Regions from separate parts of the Homo sapiens genome. Here region 1 is linked to region 2. A link is an interaction called in ENCODE POLR2A ChIA-PET data of the cell type or tissue named here. Cell type or tissue: MCF 10A. All regions are shown on one strand. Each heading gives the region's core, and the rest is flanking DNA. Links, peaks and the distances in the headings are about the cores only. Region 1 overlaps PALLD (palladin, cytoskeletal associated protein). Region 2 overlaps PALLD (palladin, cytoskeletal associated protein).

Region 1 (9,108 bases), core at 687-8,686, 53 kb before region 2:
GAATTAAACATCCTTGGATCCAACACTTCCACTTCTACTAATTCACTGTTACAGATAGACTGTCACAGACAAACAAAACATTTTGTACAAAAATATTCAATGAAGCATTGTTTGTAACAGATGAAAAAATGGAAATGCCGTAAGTGGGAGAATAGTGCAAGTAATAATGGATATCAACAATATAATATGCTATGTAGTTATTAAAAAGAGCAAGTTAGCCAGGCATGGTGACACACACCTGTAGTCCTAGCTACTGGAGGCTGAGGCAGGAGGATCATTTGAGGCCATGAGTTCAAGGTTGTAGTACACTGTGACTGCATCAGTGAATAGCCATTGCACTCCTGACTGGGCAACATAGCCAGAACCTGTGTCTATAGAAATTTTTAAAATAAAATAAAAAGAATAAGTTAAATCTTTCTATGTATGTAACCATGAAATTTATCCAAGTTGTATTTCAATTTGAAAAAGTAGTTTAAAACAGTGCATGTGTGTGTATATCACACACACACACATATATATACACATGCACTGTTTTAGACTTTTTCAAATATGTGTGTATTGTATACACACACATATATACATACATGTGTATACACACACGTATATACATACATGTGTGTACACACACATACATACATGTGTATACACACATATATACATACATGTGTATACACACACATATATACATGCATGTGTATGCACACATATATATACATACATGTGTATACACACATATATACATATACACTATATAAACTGTGTTTGTGTGTGTATACATATATAAACGGTGTGCGTGTGTGTGTATTAATAGTTTGGCCACAATTTAGTTTACATATTATATTTATACAGATTTTTCAACAGTTACATGTTCTACCATTCCTAGTGGCTATTTTTGGGGATTAGACTAAAAGGACAGAGGACTTCTACTTATAAAAATTTGTCTATTTTTACTCTATTCCTCTCCCCCTTTTAAGCAAAATGTTTTACTTTCATAATAAAAAATTATAGCTGCTGCTCAAATCAATTTCTATGACTTCTCATGCTTAAATTACTTTCCCTCTTTAAACTCATCTTTTTAAAGCAATAAATAAATGAAAATATTTGAGAACCCCTGCTTGCAAATCATATATACCATTTTTAGCTTTTAGGTGAGGTCTTGTTTTTTATTCCTCTATTTTAATCACAATCTGTGACCAGAACTTTAGGAAAAACATGAACCCAGAATTTCTCAGGATTTCTTAAATAATGCCTTAACATAATTAAATATAATGATGATTGAGTAATCAGAACCATTTTAGTATATTTTGTTCAAAAATCAGAATAGTTTTATATTGGGGGGCAGCATCATGATTAAAGAGAGGATGCAAAGAAAGTCTAGACTGCAAGCAGTTACCAACAGGGCACAAGAGACTAAAAGACTTCTAGTCATCTCAGGAGAGAATGATGGGAGTACTCTAGAATACTTGCAAGAGTGTCTTCCTTAAAAAGAAAAAGGTAACTCCTAAAGACGGCTGTGATATCTATGGTGCAATGTCAACTTTGCCTGGGGAGAGAGGGGAACGTCCAGGCTTGCCAGTGAGCTGTCTTTAGCATAATATTCTAAATGATGCAAGGATATTAAGAAATCAATGATTTATTGCTATTTCCTTGTGTCTCAGTGTTTTTTCTTCTGCAAGTTTGGATTTGCCTTAGGCTCTTCTTTAAAAAAAAAAATCTTAGCTAGTTGTAACATAGGTCCAAAATTCCTAGCTTTTTAAGAAATTTGTTAATTCAGTAAAAAAATCTATCTATAGGCACATTAGATTGCACATAGAGGGAAAGAGGCATCTCTCACATCCCGGGAGACTGAATGCCTTGTTTTAGAGAACAGCTTGTGCACAAATGGCCCCCAGGTGAATAAGACTCATTATGGTCATTTTGGTCACCTTTGGTCCAGAAGACCTCAAGGCATTAGCTCAATTTGTATGTCATCAGAAAGCAATGATTCATAAACTTCAATGCGTAGAATGCCATGAATAGCCTGTTAGAGAGAACCACCCTCCACCACTACCACCGTCACCACCAGCCACACACAATCCTGATTCAGGACCACATTGACAAACCTGCCTTAGGACTTTGGGCTTACTCTAGAGAAAATTCACATGCACAAAGCCAAATCAAACTCCATTCCTCTCTCTGAATAGATCCAACCCTCCGCTTCCTGATCTGTATTAAAAAAAAGAATAAAAATAAGTTGTCTGATAATCTAACATGCCCAGGTTAGCTTAAATAACAGAAGTTGAATGCAAGGACACAGGAGATATCAAAGAAAGCAAAATCTCAGCAATTGCACAGCTTGATTTGGAGAAATGGGAATTCATTCCTTGCTGGAAAAGAATATTTCAGGGGCTCCAGGGGCCAAGGGTAGCTCTTCGAGATCCAAAAGCACGAGTTTATTAATGAGCTCATGACCCCTCATCTCTACTTTTCTATCCCTTCAGTATTTCCTCCTACCTCTTATCTACCTTCCCTCTATTTGGTGTTTCATGGCATAACTTCTGCCTTCTAAGGGCCAACTTCCAGAGCCTCTCTACTTTCTAACCACTCAATCTAACCAAGACAGGAGGGGATAATGGGGCCGGGCAACCACCATCCAGCATAGAGCACTCTTGTGACTCCGGTGAGTCTGCAGATATTAATGTTTGAGTCAGACAGTTGGTCTGGCCAGTCAGGGCAAGAGTGCAGGGTCACAAGGTCCAAAGCATGGCAACTAAGCGTCAAAAACCCTTCAGGGTGAGATTTGGAAATGGACAGATATCTGTCAAAAGAGAGTTATGTACTCGCCAGGCAGGCACTTTGGAGACCACTTATTCACCCAGCCATTCCACCATTTGTTGAATGCCTACTAAGGGTTAAACACTAGAAACAAACACTGATTGAGACATAGACTCTGAATTCCAGGACTTCGAGTACAGGGATATGGTTAACAGGTAAATCAACAAATATCACCCAGTGTGACAACTGCCAAAAGAGAAATGTGTTCAGATCTAGGGAACCCAGAGAAGCAGGGAATACAAAAGACTCCATACGTGAACTCTGAGCAAAGTTCCATTAATTAGATGAAGCCATGCAGAAATATTGCCAGGTATGAAGGCACAGTGGGATTTGCCCGTGTTCAGCAGGCTGAACTCTAGCTCTGTTGCTCAGCGTATGATAAGTTTGGCTTTGCTCTACTCATTTCCAGACTCCATTTTAGCCATTTCAGATGTTATAAGGAAAACTAAAATATAAATTACCTTAAAAGTAAGGGACTGTTAGTATCCACAGAACTGCAGAAAAACATGGTTCCTGGAGGGCGGCTTTGGAAAGAAACATACCAACTTGAATATATACAGAGAGAAAAAGACAAGGTCTCACTCTGTCACTCAGGCTGGAGTGCAGTGGCATGATCATGGCTCACTGCAGCCTCGACCTCCCAGGCTCAAGCAATCCTCCCACCTCAGCCTCCTGAGTAGGTGGGACTGCAGCAGGCACCACCATGCCCAGCTAATTAAAAAAAAAAAAATTGCAGAGAAAAGGTCTTGCTTTGTTGCCCAGTATGGTCTTAAACCCCTGAGCTCAAGCGAGCCTCCCACCTTGGCCTCCCAAAGTGCTGGGATTATAATGTGAGCCATCATACCTGGCCCTGAATGTATTAAAACTATGCAGTGATACCCCAGTCATGGATTAACCACTCTAAATATAAATTGTTTCTATCAAATACATATTTATCTCTAATTTAAGGACTGGCAATGGAGAATTTTTTAAAGATCCTAAGCAACCCATTGCCATCAAAACTTCCAGTGTTTATCAACATTTTAATAGACCACTTAAATATTCTTGATCTAAGTTATAATTAAAAGTATCTCAGGATTTATTTTTCTGAGAAAACATACAGCAGTTTTTTGTTCATCTAAAAATCTTTATATTGTAAACTTTATATCATAAAGTACTTTAAGACTGTTGATATGCTCCTTAGTAGACTTGCAGAAGAGTAATCAAATGTTATACAGATGAAAATGTGTCCAGTTAATTATGAATGTATAATTTTATCAATGACATTTTATTACCATTTAATAACTTCAGGAAAGACCTATTTTTCAAAATTCAGAAAAGTACAGCTTGTTCTATGTTAGGCACAGCTGCTTAAATGTGTTCATTATGTTTTGTTGGGGATGTTTCTTGTTATTTTCATAGTAGCCCTCAGGCTACAATGCATTTTTGCAAGGTGGTAGGGATAGGTGTCATTCTCTTCGTTAAAAATGAGGCAAGTAAGGTTCAAAAAAATTAAGCGTTGTGCCCAATGTTACACAGCTGGTAAAATTTGAACTCGTGTATTCTTTCCATATTTCCCAAAAGGTTCACAGGATGCAAAAAGGTTCCATAGTAAAAGTGGTTTGGAAAATTTTGGATGAAACAAAAATTAAACAGTTCTTTTTAAAAAATTGCAGACATCTCAGTGAATGGATATACACAAATGTGCTTCATCAATCTCCAAGTAGAAAGATAGTCTGCAGCATTTCCCAAACATACTTGAGTATAAATCCCTTTTATATCCAGAAATATCTCATGGTATTAATCGTGAAACATAATCTGGAAAAAACTATTCTACATTATTAGGCTTCTTCTCGTGTAGTAATTGAAAATAACTCTGAAAACTCTCCCTTAGGAAAGTAATTCATGAGAGCTGCAGTGAGAAACAAGAAGGGAAAGAAAATAAACAGGCCTGACAAATTCTGTAGAAGCTGAGAGGTTAGACAGTAACATCAGTAGTGTTATACAAACCAAGAAGGACAAAAAGACACTTGAAATTCATTACAAGCCAAATTTTCCTCTGGATCAAGGACAGCTATAGGGGCCAAGAGTAAACCAGATATCCATTATCTTTATGTTTCTCAGTTCTGCTTTAAGAAAGAAATGTACCTAACCAAAGGAAATGTCTCAATTTATCTATGAAACACACAACACCCAGAAAAATCTCATAAAATCTCATACATGGAACACGTAACATGGCCAGTTTAACAATCGGCCAAACAATCTGCAAAAATGATATAACAGTGCCTGAATTTGAACATCTCTAGACATAACAAATAGAGCATAGTTACATTACCAGACTAACAACGCTTGATTAAGGCATACAGAGAATTTGGAAGACACAAAGAGCATATGTCTATAAAGCTTAAGTTTGTTATGTTGCAATATGAATATTAATAGTGCATGGGATTTAATAGCAAGAAAGTTACATAAAGTGCATGTCTCTGAGAATTCCTGCTGTCAGTGACTGGAAAGGATCCCACTGGGGAAATGCTCGCTACCTAACAATGCCACTGGTGGTGACTCATCCAAAATTCCGACACAGACCTAATGAGCTTCTGAGAGAATGCCTGGCAGACTCAGTCCTATTCAGTGTGTTAAATAGAGGGTAAGAAACAAAGTTCTCAACTGATAGAGTTTTCTGTAAAGCTCTATTGTTTCTGCGAGTTAAGATATACTATTACATTGGTCAAAGGATATTTGATCTTCCAGCTACCACTTTGGTTAACTGGAGAAAGGAAAAACGCCACAAAGCAAGTTTGCTTTTTTGTTTTGTGTTTGTCGAAGTCTTTGTACTCTGATACCTTCTTTGGAATATCAAATATAAACTGCCCCTCTGGTGCAGAGTGTGATCAAGGGGGTAATTAACTGAGCTCCAAATGTGATGTTTCTGGTGGTCACTTCAAGTCATTCTAACCAATTAATCAATCTCCTGGTGCTCTGACTTGGATCCTATGTTTTCAGCCCCTGGAGCAGTGGTTCTCAAGCCTGGCTGCCCATTAAATTCATTTGGGGGATTAAAAAAAAAAATACCGATGCCTAGACCCCACCCTGGACCAACTAGATAGAATCTCTAGGGATAGAACTTCTGTATTTGTGAAAAGTTTTCTAGGTGATTCTAAATAAAGTCAAAAGCCTCCAAAAACTGCTGTTATGTTCATGTCCAGCTACTGAGTATCTAGTCTCCAATGAGTGATCCAAAAATCTCAAAGAATTAAGCATGAAAAAAATGCCCCCACCAATGACTGCCATACAGCTGGCTGTTTGGGACCAGCACATAAGACATTAGAAGACAGGCCCATGTTGAAGCAAGGAAATGTGAGGACTGTGATCAATGTTGGTCAGCAGGATCCAGGGAATGACTCACAGACTGGGCAGGGGAGCCTGGACTGAACGTGGGCTCTGCAGAGCTGTCTGGACACACTGGGCTTGGTGCATCTGCGGACCAGCGGCTAGCATGTTTGTTCTACCCAGTCTCTGTAGCTGCTACCACCCATGCTATCACCTCTACCAGTAGTCCCCAAAAATAAATAGACATAAAATGGTTTTCTTCTCACAAAAATTTGTAAGTAGTGTAAAAGATATTATATATTGAAGGAATTCTTGCCACCAGAAGAATTCACTGCTTGTATTTTGGTTTGCAGACTTGGGCTACGCCAATGTCAATATAGATTTTTATCCTTTTTTTTAAGAGTTTGCCCAATTTTTTTTTAGGGCAAATTTCTAGAAATCTCTTTTTTTCATTAAAGGGCATCTATATTTTAAATTTCTACAATCATTGCTAAAGTACCTTCTGTAAGGCTTGTATTAACTTATATTCCTATAAGTAGTCCTCTTTCTCTGTGTCCTTGCCTGTAAAGTGAATTAGAAGTTGTTTTAATCTTTACTAGTATGGGAGGCAAAAACAGAAACTTATGGTTGTTTTAGTTTGTGTCTCTTTGATTATCAGGGAAGTTGAGCATCCTTACGTGTGATTTTTGGACACTTTATTGTTGTTGTTGTTGTTACTTTCCTCTTTGTGCCTGTAATTTATTTTAGTGCCAGTGGTGGCTGCTGCTTTCAGACCCTCGCCACCCAGGACAACAGCTCAGCTATGCCCTACTTGCCCCGCGTCAGCTGGAGTTGAAGCAGTGCCCTTCACTTAAGATTAAGCTTCCTGGCCAGGCGTGGTGGCTCAGGCCTGTAATCCCAGCACTTTGGGAGGCCGAGGAGGGTGGATCACGAGGTCAGGAGATCGAGACCATCCTGGCTAACACGGTGAAACCCCGTCTCTACTAAAAATACAAAAAATTAGCTGGGCATGGTAACGGTCACCTGTAATCCCAGCTACTCGGGAGGCTGAGGCAGGAGAATGGCTTGAACCTGGGAGGCGGAGCTTGCAGTGAGCCCACTGCACTCCAGCCTGGGGGACAGAGCGAGACTCCGTCTCAAAAAAAAAAAAAAAAAAAAAGATCAAGCTTTCTCAGAGTCAGTTTCCTCATATAAACTACATGTTCTCGAAAAAGACAAGAGCTTGGTGGCTGAACACCCCAGCAGTCTAGTGTCCCCTTTGAATCCCTACTGCCATCATCTTCAGAGCCTGGGGTGGGAACACCCATGAATACACTGAGGGCCAGCAAAACCCACATGGCCCCTAGGCCTTCCTGAGATCAGAGGAGCCATCTTGAGGCACAAGCTGAGATTTTCTCTTGCTCATAACATTGAGTTCCAAAATTTAAGATGTAAACAAGATGCAAGATAGGCCGGCCATTTTTCTTTAAGATGAGGGAGAAAGGTAAAATCATATTTTGTATGTGTTTCACTAACCTATGCTAAGAACCTAAGATACAAAAGGCACGGGGGCTGGGAGATGGGGATGGGAGTTGACAGGGGAACATTATATATAGGTGCTTGCAAGGAAGTTGAGAAAAGGTATGATATGAATGGTACAAAGGAGGGAGTGAAAGGAAGAAGAGACAGTGCAGATGATAAGTCATATCTGCGGAAATAAATTTAGAATGATAATGAAAGCAGATTCCCTCCCTCATATTCTTTGGAGCATCTGCCTGTCTCCCCTTTCATTCCCACCACACTTAATGTAGTTTATTAAAAAACAAACAATGACAGAGGGAACTGGGAAGTACAAAACACACAGTGACCGGAGGTGTAACTGATTGATTACTGTTCTGACTCATGTAATTTTGTCGACTCATGTAATTTTGGCACTCGGTGTGAGCTTTTTTTCTGTAAGAATTGAATAATCAACTACAGCGGACCCTTGTATTCCAGGCTTTGATAGTTATATATCCATAATACTTATAACAGATAATATTTATTGAGAGCCAGACACTGTTCTGAGTGCTTTACCTGTGTTATTGGCACTTTTGATTATTTCAACAAACTTGATCTCCATTTAACAATTGAGGAAAGAGAAAGTTGAAGTAATTTGTTGGAGACCACAGAACTAAGGTAATTTGATAGCCAAGTAGTTGAGGCTGTCATGCTGTTATTCTGTTCCTCTATAATGCTAATTATTTGTGAGTGTTTTCTGGAAAAAAAAAAATTGGCTGCAAGGAAAAGAAAATCCACCTGAGCTAGCATAAGCAAAAATAAAAGAGTATTATTAGGGTAAGAGAAATGAAAGACAGGGTTCAGAAACCAGGCCTCAGAAACAAATGGTAACAAGGCACTCTACACTGTTGGGATTCTGCCCTCTGCCTCCCTGTCTTTGCTGCCAATCTTACTCTGTTCCTGCAGTCCAAGGGGCTGGAAATATGGCTACCAGCTGCTCACAAGTTTGCATTTTATAGGTCCCACCACTTAAAGAGCTGGCTCTTGTTCAGTAGGTCCCGTTTTTACAATTCCAAAGAAGAGACCTTGGTTGGTCCACCTGTTTAGTTAAACAATCGCTGTGGCTGTAGAGCAGGGTCGCATTGGGAGCAGCGCTGGCAACCTATAAATATGTGGTGCAGAAAGAGAGATGCTTGAGCAGATAAATAGGAGCCCATTCCTGTGAGTAACTCCATGCTTTATAACTAAAGTGGTCTGCCGTTTCTCAGAGGCATGAATCTGAAGCCTGCTCATAGCAAGCCCTGCCAATGAGCTCATCCAATGAGCCCCCCATTTGCATCTCAAGACGGTTTTAGTCTCCTTTTAAATGATAAAATTTTCAGGACATATTATAGTGTTGGTCTTCATGAGACTGAGACTTCATGACCTACATCAGTATGACATCACTTCCCAAAGAAACATGAATCCATATCCAAAATTCTTGCAATACATAATGTAAGCGTTCAT
Region 2 (9,108 bases), core at 498-8,497:
GGGTACATGTGCACAACGTGCAGGTTAACACAAACATTTTAAAGTTAGAGGTTCTACGTCAATGAAATAAGGCTAAAACATGAACCTTGGGAAGAAACATTGGAAACTTTAGTACAAAGGAAGTTACGAATGAATATGATTAAGTTTAGAAAGCTTTCCTAGGAGAGGAAATGTGAGATGTTGATTCAGGTTTTCGTTCAAAGAATGAAAGCATTATTTAAAATATATTTTGTGATGCAAACAGGGAAACATCATAGTATTTTTGTGTGTGTGTGCTGAATCTAAGCTCCATTTTACAGCTAGTGTGTCCCCAATAAACCATCCTAATTAGAAAGCCCCTGGAAATCTCCAGCATTATCTTAATTAAATTAGCCTAATCTAATAAATGCATCATAATTAAGAGGACTGTGCCATTCTTTAGTGTTCAGCACACCAGGCATTAGATGATTTGTCCCACTTTCAGCCGTCAGTTGTCATGCTTGCTAAAAGAAAAGAAAAATGATAGCACCAGTCATCGTAGTCCCTCAAGGAATCATCCATCTAGTTCTTGAATTTTCTTTACAACACCTCTGTCAATTATTTCTTCCTCTTCAGAGCATCTAGTGACAGGGAACTCACTAAGCCATTTTGATCTATTTCATCTTTGAACATATGGAATAATTTTAGCCATAAGAAACCTCAGGGAATTTTTTTTAATTCCTTCAACATAGACCTAACATAGTACCCAGACAACTATTTTTACGTCCAATTTCAAACAACCTGGAAAAACAGCGGATCAGTGGAACACTAAAGGCTATAGGGAGACTATGATCATTCTTGCCCAAAGGAATTGCAAAAAGGCAGGTGTGTAAATAGTATTTACATATAGGATGGACCTCTCCACCTTTTTCTAGTACAGATTAATTTTTAATTTTCCCAACATCTATAAATTGCCAGAATGGTAAGGTAGTGGGGAAACACTTTCTCACAATGTACACAGACTTGAAAGCTGTTGACCTGTCCTCCTTATGACAGACAGTTCTTGGCAACCCCAAGGAGAGATATGGCTGAGGCAGAAATCACATTATCTAGCTCTTCGGCTATACACATATTGGGCTCTGATAATTAGAACATTGATCCACAAGACAACCTTTGAGTATGCTGTTCTTTTCCTTCACAGCAAACACGTATAGTCATTATCGTTTGCTTGTTTGTTTGTTTGTTTCTTTCTTTCTTTCTTTTTTGAGACAGAGTCTCATCTGGAGACTCCCAGGCTGGAGTGCAGCTCACTGCAACCTCTGCCTCCCGGGTTCACGCCATTCTCCTGCCTCAGCCTTCTGAGTAGCTGGGACTACAGGCACCCGCCACCATGCCCAGCTAATTTTTCGTATTTTTAGTAGAGACAGGGTTTCACCATGTTAGCCAGGATGGTCTCGATCTCCTGACCTCATGATCCGCCCACCTCGACCTCCCAAAGTGCTGAGATTACAGGCATGAGATCAGTTATTTTTTTTTTAAGACACAGAGTCTCACTGTGTTGCCCAGGCTGGCTTCAAACTCCTGGGCTCAAGCAATCCTTCAACCTCAGCCTTCTAAGTAGCTGGGACTACACATGGCTCATCAGTGATAATTTTAAACACAAAAATACACATTTTTATTTGCTTATGCAAACAAAGGAACGATTATAATTTCCTGCAACTAGTAAATATCATATGCTAAATCCTTTTTTTCTAATTCCACCTCTTCCCCACCACACCATGTAATAGCTTTAGAGTTGTTTTTTTTGGGGAGGAGGGAAGGGGTGTTATGTGTATTTTTTTGTCTTTTGCCAAGTCTCTAAGTGCCTCTGAAGCCAATTTTTAAAAGTTGTGCATTGTGAGATCACAGTTGCTTTAGGGCATACAGGATATAAGCACAAAATGATGGACTGTAGCCAGGTAGTGAGGCTCTAATTGTGTCAGAAAGAAGAACATTTTCATCATGACATAACGAAAACTGTATTTTTCAAAGAAAAAGATCTAAATCTGTATCAAGTGATAACATTAGTTTTCCTACTTTTAAAAACAAAATCTAGTCTATTATTAATAGAATGAAATGTCAGCCTTAGGCAATTTGCTGTGAAAAACCAACTGAAATGAAACATGGCATTTTATTCGTTATTCAAATGGCCAAATAAAACAAGGTGTAATTAGTCCTGACTTCCTGTTCTTGCTCACACACCTGAGGCCCCTCCCCGCTCTGCTGCAGCTCTGCATAACCAGGCTCTCAGGGGAAGCAGTGGAGGCAGCCTTCTTGGACAACAGCTCACTTGTCTACACAGTCAAAAGTATGTATTTGATCAAAATGGTTGGGAGGAGGACAGGTGTTACTTAGAGAATTACCTGTGTAACTAGAACAAGAAAAGGAGGCAGCATTTGCAGAATGTTTGCAAATCTTTCAGGAACTTGATTCAAGGAGTGTGTCAGATGTTAAATCCAGGCATATATGTATATGGCTACTTGTGTGTGTGTGTGTGTGTGTAATAGTGTAATTTCACTTTTTTAAAAAATGAAGACATTCACAATTTTAGCCAGAATAGTTGGTGCAAGGTCCATAAGTGCTACCTGCTAAGAATATAATTCCTTCTACCTCTAATGTTTCATTATCAAATTAAAAGAGTTCTCTCCTCAGTGGATACTTCATTTATCATAGCTCTCCTTGGAAAGCTGACCTCTAAACATGAACTTCTAGAAGGAACACAGAATAAGAACAAGGGAAAAGCATTCGGGAAGGAGGGTGGCTTTGAAAGGAGTTAGCTGGGAAAACCCTTGAAAAAGAAAGTGAATCCATTTCTGTACATACAATTATTGACTGACGGGGCAGTTTACAGTTTTAAGTTCGTGTGCACTCATGCCCTGTTTGAGATGCCTGTTTTGTGGTTCCTCAGAGACCACACTAGCCACATTTGAACACCATTAGATTAGACTAGAGCCAGGACTCTGCAAAGGGAGGCTCTTCCTCAGCCTCTGACAGAATCACCACCAAATCTGGCTGTCCTCCTTGCCCTGAGCAATTGAACTTGGCTCTGTGGAGGGAGCCTCAACCAACTGAAGCATCATTTGGAGAACAGATGAAAAATAAAGAAGCGAAGCCTTTTGAATTCTAAAGTTTTAGCTTTTTCCAAAAGTAAGGCATTTTCCTCTCATTCTCAATCTCTTCTTCCATTCAGTTTTCTCCTCCCATATTCTTAGTCGTGATTACATAGATTAAGGCAAGGAACTGGGGGTTTCACTAATGAACTCGGGGAAATTTTGAGGGACATCTCCTGTCCTTTGACTTTGGGGAAAGTTCTTCCATTGCTAAGGAAAAAAGTTGTATTGGATGTAATTGTTTGTTAAATGCAAAGAACTAACTGCTGGGCATTCTAGGAGTCCGTACATGAACTGTTTTACGTGGGTTTCTGCAATTCCATAGAGTCGAAGACACCAATAGGAGCTGTGGCCCCTTTGCCTAGTTTGACTTTAGTCCTTTGGAGTTTCATAATTCTGAGGGGATCATTGTATTTCAGTGGACAGGTTCCAAATGCACAGAAGACTGACAGCATTGTCTGATAAAGCATCTCCCATTTTATCCCATTTGGAATGTAATCCAAGTTACAACAATAGCTAATAATTACCTGCTGTAATTGTAGCAACAGAATAGCTGAATGTGCACCTCTAGCTGATTTATGTATGCAATTTCTCATTCTCAGCTCTCTATAATCCATTCTCCACCCCCCCACCCCCCACCCCCAACGCTTTGGAGCCTTGAAAGCATTCAATACAAATTTTCACAATGTAGGTAACTTTGAAGTGTGGCTTGTCAGGTCATGCTGACTTATTTTTGTACTTGCATAGGGAATTGGTGAGGATGAATCTATTTTTTTAGCTAACAAGTGTAACTTGAGAATTTGTGAATGAGTGACAGATGGGGTGGGAACCTTTTTTTCCTTCACGTATTGTGAAATGTACTCCTGTCTACTCATGGGAATGAGTCACATTTGCAAAAAGCCATAATATTCATTAGTGCCAAAACGACATTTTTTAGTTGCTCTTGCAATGAGCTGTAAGTAGGACAACTGCCCATCCTAGTTTACCCGAAACAGTTATTATTTATTCCTATAATTATCAATGGTTACCTATTTATTTCATCCTCAGAAATGTCCCGGCTTGGGCAATATATGTTTACCCTGCATATCCAGATTGTGGGGGGAAATCCAGTATTTTCATGTGCCATGCCCAAATGGCAGCTTATTTAAAAAAACAGAAAATTCTTGGAATTAACGGTCAAGGATACGTGAGAGATTAGAAATCAACATTTCACATTAATTCCTGTGTAAGAAAATTATACGTAAACATAGACTGTTAAAACAGGCATAGCAAATATGTTTCAACTCAGGGGCCAACACTAATTGGTTGGTAGTGGCTGCCCCTAGCATCACTGGAGAAGGACTCTGAAACCGAGTTGGGGATCAATGGGATATAGGGCTTGCCGTATTACTGATGTCTGCCATAAGCTCTGGAAAAGCTAGTTGTAAAATGTATGCTAGGTATTAAATGTCACCACCATAGAGCCAGATGAGGTTTTAGTGATAATCCAACCCAGTGTTTTCAAAATGTGTTCCCAGAACACTGATCCTTCAACATGATTCACAGAACACATGTTCCATGGTCCAGTAAGATTGAGAATGATGCCTGCCATATTTCTCTCTCAGAAATTCAGTGTATATTGGCACAGAGCTCTAAAAAGTTCTGTTTAACTTTCTGACAGATGTTTAACTTTGTTTAACCCAGTGCTTGGTAAACCTATTTGGCCACAGAAACCTTTTCAATGTTATCTGTCAACTTGCTACAGAACTAGTTTCTTGGTACACATTTGAGGAAACTCTAGTCTTAGCCCATTCCTTGCATTTCACGAATAAGGAAACTATAACCCCAAATGAGAGACTGACTGGACCACAGTCAACTTAGTTGATCTATGGACCAGGCAAAACTGGAACTCAGTGATATAAGAGTTAAGAAGAAATTATTTAGGCAGATAGTGAGGGTATAGGAGTCCTTGGTAAGGTTTTCCTTTTAATGAAAAGCAGCCCCAAAATTATACTAACGAGCAGCCTGTAAAATTGAGCTGCAGACACAGACAAGCAAGCGGGAAGCTTGCATGGGTGAATGCCAGCAGTTGTGCCAATAGGAACAGGCACCTGAGACTAGGCATGTTCAAAATGGCAGCTCCACCTTCCCTTTTCTTTGCCAGCCACATGTACAGTAAGGAGCAGATGACATGGGCTAGCCAAGTGGAAAGCCCATTTGCATAATAAGATTAGGGTGGGGTGGCCAGCCTTCCCAAAACGTCACACCTGGTCCAACCAATCTGTGGGCCCTACGTAAATCGGACACCACCACCTCAAACCTGCCTATAAAATCCAGTGCACTCCCATTCGGGAGCCCCTCTGTCTCAAAAAAAGAGAGAGAGCTGTTCTCCTTTATCTTTCTTTCGCCTATTAAACCTTTGCTTCTAAACCCACTCCTTGTGTGTGTCCATGTCCTTCATCTTTTTGGTGCAAAACAACGACGAACCCCAGGTATTTACCCCAGACAATGAGGCTGCTTCATCAGAACTGCTGACTCCAAGTCCTAGGTCCTTTCCACTGCATCAACAATGAGGAAAATATTAGAAGCAATCTAAGATTTTAATAGCTTCTGGCAGCACAGATATTTAGTAGATTTCACTTATCTATTTTTATAGGTTTTGGTTTTTTGTTGGTGGTGGGTTTTTATTTGGTTTTTTTTTTTTTTTTTGTGATGAGATCTTGCTTTGTCACTCAGGCTAGAGTGCAGTGGCACAATCATAGCTCACTGCTGCCTCGAATTCCTGGGCTCAAGTGATCCTCCCACCTCAGCCTCCTGAGTACCTGGGACTACTGACACGTGCCACCATGCCCAGTTAGTTTTCAAATTTTTTTTGTAGAGACAGGGTCTTGTCATCTTGCCCAGACTGGTCTCTAACTCCTGGGCTGAAGTGATCCTTCCACCTTGGCCTCCTAAAGTGCTGGGATTATAGGCGTGAGCCACCATGCCCAGCCTGTATTTGTTTTTAAAAGATGGTAAATAAATATCTGTATATTCCTAGTGTCAGACACTAAGCTACCTCTCATGGTCAAAAAGAAAAAAAAAAGGCAAGATAAAATCATTTTTGTAGTTGAGTTTTATCTGGGCTGGTCCATCCTTCTATTTTATCCTTTTTCCTTAGGAGATAAAGTGGTTATTTGAGGAAAGACTTGCTAGACATGAATCTGGTTTTGGTTCAAATTCTATTTTATTATTTCCTGGGCTTTGAATTTCAAAAAGCCAATCTATTTATTGGTCTCTTTGGGGCCATAAGGTTAAAGTACATCTGTTGTCCACACAAATTTAGCTATTGGCCTTCGAGCTAAGCAGTCATGAAATTATAGCCATAGTAAATTTAGACAACGATTAATTTCACTTCGGTCTGCCTATAAGTCCACATGACAGAATAAACATAGTGTGTCATGTGGTTAATGTGAACACATGTAAAAAATTAAGAAATCTTTGGTGACCAGACAAAAAATACTCCATAAAAATTAATTAGTGTTTCATTGTGGATGTATGAAATGCAATACTTATAGATGGCCTGACTTGGAGCTTAGGCAGCAACAAAACTTATCTTGGGCATCACTTTCAAATTTCGTTTTGGTGGTTCTCCAGTTCGTGGCAGACCACTGCCATTCCTTTGAGGAAAAGGAACACCTGGAAAATATAACCATTGCTGAAGCACTTATCTCTCTGGGGTTTTTTCCTACCCTTTATTTTCATTATTATACCATTACAGAAACTGGTTGCTTCAGTTTTCTTCAAGTATGGACTTCATGAAGCCATGTGGTTGCATGTGCTTTGGGAGGAGGAGGCAGCTGGGGGCTAAATTTGCCATCCTGAAATCACCCGTGACATCCCTTTGAAGATACATTTTGTCAGGAAGCACAAATCAGTGAAGTTGTGAGGAAGAAATGGAGAGACATCTTTCAACATAACCTTGTTTCCCCTTGAGCATAAAGGAATTGATTTAAAGGAGAAAATAAAGACTCAACAGTTTTTAAAGGCTTTTATTTAATAAGCACCTGATTGTTTCCATTAACTGGCTTTTAACATTTACCATTTTGCTTAGCAAAGTTGGAGAACATTAGCCAAGATTCACTGATGAAACTTTATAAGCGTTATAAGTCAGATTTGTTTCATTTTAAAAGCCACATGTTTAAAATACAGTGCACAGAGAATTTTCATGATACGTAGTTGTGGTTCAATAAAATAAAGATAGCCAAAAGAAACTGTCACTCATAAAATCTATATTTCCTGCTAAGTGTTAGTATTAAAATAGATACTGCTAGTCAACTTGTAAGCCAAGCAATGCCATATGTGATTTTTTAACATAAGCTATTTGTAGTCTATACTAGAAAGTGTATCTTAGACTTTGCAGTGATTTGTTGGTTCCTTTCATTAATCATGAATTTATTATCATAAAAATCAACACCCATGACCCTATCTTGGAGAATCGGAGTGTTCTGAGCATTCCCAGATGTGTACTGCAGCTCCAGTATACAGTTCAGAGCCCCACTGCCAGTTGCCAGGATCACAAGAGAAAGATATTAGTAGACCACGTCAGGGAGGTGAATTTTTAAATGTTCTTACACCACCCAAGAATGGAAGTGACTGGTGGTTTTCAAGGACAGCCATTTGGTCTGAAGCAGCTGCAGCCCCTTGATTTTAATTATCCTCCTGACCCTTTGATCCCTAACCAAAAAGGCCCTAGGACTGTGGACAGATGCAGCCACTCTCCTTTAACAACTGGACTCAGACCAAGTCAGCAGTCACATTTAACCTCACCTTGAAATGTAGAAAGTGAACAATTACATATTGAACATTTTCATGTAAAACATCTTCTTGAATTTCAATCCAGCCACATCCTGCTAGTGCGATAATGTGATCCTTGAATTTTTGGCACCATCTAATTTTTAAGCTGGAATGTTTGGAAAATCCTTACGGGGAGGGAGGAATCATTATGCAACAACAACAATACACACACACACACACATATGTATGTGTACGTATACATATTTATAAAAAACAATTTCAAAATCCCAGCACAGAATAGTATAAAGAAATATGCCATCTTACAGAACTATAATGTTACAATCCTTTTTCCTTTTATGTACTATAATCCTTTATGAACAAGGAAAATTCAATACTGGAGAATATTATCTCCTCTCCAACAAATTGACTTCAACTTGAGTATTATATCCAAAGAAACTTAATCTGTAAGTATGAAGCTATACCCAACTTTGAAAGATTTTTGAAGCAGTACAAGTTTCTTTCTTCTTCCTCTTTTTTTTTTTTCCTTTTTTTTGAGACAGAGTCTCGCTCTGTCACCCAGGCTGGAGTGCAGTGGCACGATCTTGACTCACTGCAACCTTCACCTCCCGGGTTCACGCCATTCTCCTGCCTCAGCCTCCTGAGTAGCTGGGACTACAGGCATGCACCACCATGCCCGGCTAATTTTTGTATTTTTAGTAGAGACGGGGTTTCACCATGCTGGCCAGGCTGGTCTTGCTTGAACTCCTGACCTTGTGATCTGCCCGCCTCGGCCTCCCAAAGTGCTGGGATTACAGGCTTGAGCCACCATGCCTGGTGCAATACAGGTTTCTATGTGATGGAAAAATCTAAGCTCATTAGGTAAAATATAGTCATTGTATTTCCTTATGTCTACAATTGGATTTTCTTCTCCGTTAGCCCCTGCTACTAGTCTCATGAACTAAGAAACCTGGCTTAGCTGACATCTATGCTTCCAGTCGATTCCTGCATTGCGGTTGAAGTGAAAAAAGCCCCTTGATGAATGAATGAATAATTGATTGATGAATGAATGAATGAATGAGTATGACTAGATCTTCTAATCCTTTTACATTTTATTTCCAATTAGTACAAGGTAATTTTCATACGCTGTTTATGGTCTTGAAATCTGACAGCCAGTCCCAACTGGTTTATTCTTATATTAGCAACTTAATTCTTTTGAAGGGGCATGTACCATGCCCACTAATTTTGC

Evidence for each region. Peaks named below come from ENCODE experiments on the same cell type or tissue, not always from the same donor. Only the 100,000 strongest peaks of a DNase experiment are listed, where the experiment ranks them.
Region 1: POLR2A ChIA-PET joins it to region 2 with 10 read pairs; 5 of 35 experiments call an interaction of 5 or more read pairs at or near these places.

The regions. Positions count from the first base shown.
Region 1 is chr4:168,599,403-168,608,510 of GRCh38, forward strand. All of the region lies in intron 2 of PALLD (palladin, cytoskeletal associated protein), which reads left to right. All of the region lies in intron 1 of LOC124900807 (a long non-coding RNA gene), which reads right to left. Among named protein-coding and RNA genes, the nearest start is that of PALLD-AS1, 45 kb to the right of the region's middle. In MCF 10A, for the core only: no CTCF peak of the experiment used is centred there; DNase peaks (open chromatin) are centred at 1,559, 1,969, 5,349 and 6,189.
Region 2 is chr4:168,652,508-168,661,615 of GRCh38, forward strand. All of the region lies in intron 2 of PALLD (palladin, cytoskeletal associated protein), which reads left to right. The region is part of intron 2 of LOC124900808 (a long non-coding RNA gene); the gene reads right to left. Among named protein-coding and RNA genes, the nearest start is that of PALLD-AS1, 8.5 kb to the left of the region's middle. In MCF 10A, for the core only: no CTCF peak of the experiment used is centred there; DNase peaks (open chromatin) are centred at 1,904, 2,204 and 3,944.